Linked DNA regions of Mus musculus: region 2 is linked to region 1. The links are chromatin loops, found by intact Hi-C in ENCODE. Cell type or tissue: heart. All regions are shown on one strand. Region 1 has its middle 12 kb from the start of Tsku. Region 2 overlaps Emsy (EMSY, BRCA2-interacting transcriptional repressor).

Region 1 (2,500 bases):
GGGCTTGTTCAAAAAAATAAATGAATAAGTGGCTTGTGAGTTGGCCTGATGGCACTTGGATGGGAGTTTCTGCCTCTCTGCTACTCTTTCTGAGTGCCCTTGGTCCTGTTGGTATGGAAGATACAGGGACTGGAATGTGGCTACACAGAGAATGGAATTCCTGTTCCCGAAGATTCCAATGGGCTCTCTGAAGCAGACTGTTCTGTGTCCTCACCACACTAGGCACGCCTTCGCTTTCTCTACTATTGAGATGACCAGAGCCCATAACAGTGGCTTCATGGACAGTGGCACCTTAGAAGGACCCTATGCTTGCTTTCCGGCTCCTCTTGCCATTTTGAAATTTTAAACACTTCTGAACAGCAGACTCGAGTTCTTGTACACCGTGTCCCAAATTGTCTAGCTAGGTCTGAAGCACAGAGTGCTGCCACCTGCTGGGGGACCTGGGTCTGCACCTCAAAGTGTGAGCTTGAGTCTCACACATGTGAAAAGGGGCCAAGAAGAAAAACATCTGCAGCTTTGACCTTGAAGAAAAACATCCGTAGCTTTGACCTCGGCTTTTTCTGCTAGAGGGTCTACACAACATAGTCTGATAGGATCTACTCAGAGTTGTACAATCTCCCCGATTTGCAACAGAAAAACAACTTCAATCTGATGGCTTTTTGGTGTCTCTGAGCACTCTTCTAGCAGTAACAGCCAAGGAGAGGATGATGGTATCGGTAGATAAAGTGAGGCTGTTTTCCTCATTTATAAGGTGTGGTGGTTTGAATATGCTTGGTCCAGGGCGTGACACTATTAGGAGGCGTTGCCTTGTTGGAGGTGTCACTGTTGGGGTGGGCAATGAGTCCTTCCTCCTAACCAACCATGCAAGAGCCAGTCATCTCCTAGAAGCCTTCAGACATAGAACTCTCGGCTCCTCCTGTGCCATTCTTGCCTGGATGCTGCCATGCTCCCACTTGATGGTAATGGACTGAGCCTCTGAACCTGTAAGCCAGCACCAGTTAAATGTTGTTTTTATGAGAGTTGCCTTGTGTCTGTTCACAGCAGTAAATCCCTAAGACATATGGTGAAAAACTTCTGGACGCAACTGCAAGGAAGAGAGGAAGGGTACTTCTGGGGCACCTTATTTTGTGACTGCCAAAGTTCTGGTTCTGCACAAATGTGACTTCATGCCCTCCTCTTGTGGACAGAGGTATCTTCACCCTCACTTTTCAGGGTCAGGGAAGTCACACAATCGGTTTGTGGTTTGTTTGTTTGTTTGTTTTGTTTTTTTATGTGTGTGTATGTGAATCCAAAACGGAATCTTTGCACGAAGTTGGAGACTGTTTATTCTAAGGCATTCTGGAAGTGACAGGACCTCTGGGGGGCTGGGGGGAGACCCTCTTGAGTGTATCTGGGTGGCTAGAAGCTGAGAATGGTACTTAAAGCCTTCCTCCACCAGTCCATCCAATCTGGGGTGTGGCCACCAGGTGGTGCTGTGGGCCAGATGCCTCTCGAGAGCACTACCAGTGAGGGAGGTCTAAGGTGGCAAGAGGCTAGGATGGCAGTGTTTGGACATCTCATGTCACAGGATGAGGCTGCAATCTGATGTCTGTGCCCTCGCCTTCACTCCAGGAGCTCAAGCCTTGCCTCCCCTTTTGTTTTTACCTTTGTTACCGTTTTTGAGATAGGGTCTAATTTAGCAGCACAAGTTCACCTCCAACCTTGCAGCCCCAGAGCCTGAATGTAAACCATCGTCCTCCTGGCTCTGCCTCGGGAATCCTGCATCGCTGGTGACCACCACCAACCCCTGCCCCTGTGGCAGCCGGAATGCTGAGATCTCTCTTTCTCTCCTCCCCCTTTTGGCTTTGTACCTGTTTTTAAGATTCCTATGTGTGCACAGAACTTCGTAGAGAGATCTTGTCTCAAAACAAAACAGAATTTCTTCCACCAGCAGGGCTTCGGGAGGGCCCAGGCCTATTGTGTAATAGTACATTATTTCCCCGCTCCTACATCTGAAGCCTATCCTGCCTGGTATCCAGGGCTGCCTATCCCCCCATGAGTGACTGGGACCCTCCCACCTCAGCTCTTTCTGCACTGATCAGGTACCCTGGACTCAAGAGTTTCTAGTAGATACATTTCCCATGGTGACCTTACTGGCAAGGAAACACAGATCCCTGGATGGATGCCCATTGTTGGAATGTTCTGGACTCCATGCCATCCACCTTTCACCCATGACCTTTCCTGAGTGCCACCTCCTTGTTCTGGTCTGCCTCTCATGAGCGATGCGAGGCTCCCGCTAGGCTATCACTGGCTCCAAGCTAGGGATCCTGTTGTGTCCCCCATGGCAGCGAACCCAGCTCAGCACAGAGCCTGGCTCGAGTATAGCAACAGATTGTTGTTGGTGTTGATGACGGTGTTGGATACCTCCTTAGACTGGTCAGTCAGAACCAAACTGTTGACAAGCCAACTTGGTCCCCAAAAAACTGGAAGTAAGCTGTCACCGAAGTGTTCAAACAGAAGT
Region 2 (2,500 bases), 260 kb after region 1:
ATTAGATATCCTAGTTTTCACCTTTAATAATATAAATTACCAAATAAGTTAGCTAATGAAATTCTGCAAAAAGTACATTTTATATGACCCATGTTTGCTTTTAAAAAAACAAAACAAAACAAAAACAAAAACAAAAACAAAACCTTCACTCTGGCCTCCTAAGATCATGATTCTTAAGAAAAAGTAATGCCAGAAACTGAGTTCTTAATTAAAACTGTATCTTTATGACATTTATTTACAAATTTGACTCATGTTCTGCTCCTTTAAATGTCTACTCTCAATTCACTTCCTTGTTCTCTTCTGGTTTGCTTAATAGAATCTTATATTCAATCCACCTTAAACCTTTTAGATGGGCGGTGTGGCATACACCTTTGATCCCAACACTTCGGAGGCATAGGCAGGCAGATCTCTGAGATCAAGGCCAGCCTGGTCTACAGAGCTAGTACCAGGAGAGCCAGGGCTAAAGAAATCCTGTCTCAAAAAACCAAGCAAGCAAGCAAGCAAACAAACAAAACCCACAACCTTTTAGAAATAAAGCTGGATATAAGTAAAAAAAATAATAAAAATTAAAAAAATCTGAACACCAATAAGGATACTTACCTCACTTTACAAGTGAGAAAGAAAACTTGGAAGAGCTATTTGAGAAGATAGAAGGCAAGTAGCTTCAGAAAACACATCATCTGGGTTTCAGTGAGTGACACAGGCAAAAATGTTATTCATCTAATAGTCTTGGCAAACTTATTATCTATCAATATTCAAACAAAAGTCTAAAAATGTTAGGAGAAAGTGAAGAGGAGAAACAATGTTTTGGAATGAGGCAATAAAAATGAGTTTATAAGCATGAAGCTTAATCATTCCCCTGTTATTCTTAAGATGCCAACAGAGAAGAAAACAATAACAAAAAGTATAAAACAAAGTAGTTAAAATTAACATAAAAAACAGTACCAGATATATAATATGGTGTGATGAGTCCTGCCAGGGTGATTAAGATTCCCATCAAGAAGATGCCCAAGGCTTTCTACTCTACCTATTCAGGAATTAAACCCGGGGCCTAGATGCCTCCTAGTGGTGGGTATAGTTAGAAACCACTAAAGCATCCAGCATGTACAGGAAAAACCCTTGAAAAGAACTCTTCGGTCAAAAAAGATCAATTCTTCCTTAGAACAGAACAAAGAATAATGGACTTTAAAAAATCATCGATAGATGCTACAATGTATGGACAAGTGACTGACGAGGAATGCTACACTTACAGTCTCAGAGTACCTCCTCCAAAACTGACATTAATTCCAAAGAGGAATATGTTAACTTCACAGCAGAGAAAACTAGAAGCAATCATCCTAACCAAGTGACCACCATTCCTCTCATCAATGTGGCAGACATCATGTCTACCTGAGGAAGCTGATAGTCATCTACCTGTACAATTCCTACTGAATTAAATCATAAAGAAGATTCTACAAAGTAACCAATCTAAACTCTTCAAAATATCATAATCAAGGGGGAAAGTGAGGATTAAGAGGCTATCTAGGGCAAAAGAGAATAAAGAATGCTAATGGCATCAGAAATGATGGCCCATACACTTAATTCGAGCTCTTGGGAGGCTAAGGCAGAAAGATCTCCATGAGTTTCAGTCTAGCCTGGACTAGAGAATAAGATCCTGTCTCAAAACATCAAAGAGGAGGGCCAGACCTGTCTATAATCCCCAGAACTCATAAGAGGCAGGCAGATTTTTTTTTTAAAATTTATGGCCTGCCTAGTCTACATATCAAGTTCCAGGCTAATCAGGATTACACAGTGAGAAGAGGAGGAAGGGGGAAAGAGAAGGAAGTGACAACAGTAATGTGATAGTTACAATGTCACATAGCTGAGTGTAATATGTGACCCTGAGCTAGAACGTGACTAGGAGACAAAGCAATAGAGAACATCACTTATCACTTAGTAGTATATCTAGATGAATTATAAATTAGCTAACAGTATTACATTAAATTTCTTGACTTTGATAATGGTAATTTAGTTTCACAAGGATAAGACATAAGAAATTAGAGACCTAAAAAATAACTGTTTAGAGGTTAAATCACATAGTACCTATAACTACTCTTTAACTGGCTAAAAGACTTAAAAATTGTACACACATACAATAGACACAACAGAAAAGAGACTAGAGACAAAAGTAATAAAGCAAGGCTATCATTATTTCAGTGGCAGTGCGTGTGTTAGCCATGTATAAGGCTATATATACATAAGTCTCATCTTCAGAACCAAAAATTAAAATACAAAAATAAAACTAGGGCTGGAGAGATAGCTCAATGGTTAGGAACACTGGCTGCTTTTTCAGGGGACCCAAGTTTGATTCCAAGAAGCCACATGGCAACCCACACTGTCTAAACTATTCCCTAAGGATCTGATGCCCTCTCCTGGCCTCTTCCAAACCAGGCATGTATGCTGGTGTACAGACATAGGCAAAACACCCATACACATAAAAAATAAATAAAAATTTTAAAAA

The links. Peaks named below come from ENCODE experiments on the same cell type or tissue, not always from the same donor. Only the 100,000 strongest peaks of a DNase experiment are listed, where the experiment ranks them.
Region 2: a loop joins it to region 1, with 2.2 times the contacts of the local background. A loop is called at or near these places in 4 of 42 quality-filtered maps.

Annotation. Positions count from the first base shown.
Region 1 is chr7:98,347,827-98,350,326 of GRCm38, forward strand. No RefSeq gene overlaps it. Among named protein-coding and RNA genes, the nearest start is that of Tsku, 12 kb to the right of the region's middle. In heart, CTCF peaks have their summits at 430 (motif pointing left) and 1,462 (motif pointing right); DNase peaks (open chromatin) are centred at 400 and 1,465; H3K27ac peaks cover 2 bases.
Region 2 is chr7:98,606,304-98,608,803 of GRCm38, forward strand. All of the region lies in intron 14 of Emsy (EMSY, BRCA2-interacting transcriptional repressor), which reads right to left. Among named protein-coding and RNA genes, the nearest start is that of Emsy, 49 kb to the right of the region's middle. In heart, CTCF peaks have their summits at 1,071 and 2,427 (motif pointing left); no DNase peak of the experiment used is centred here.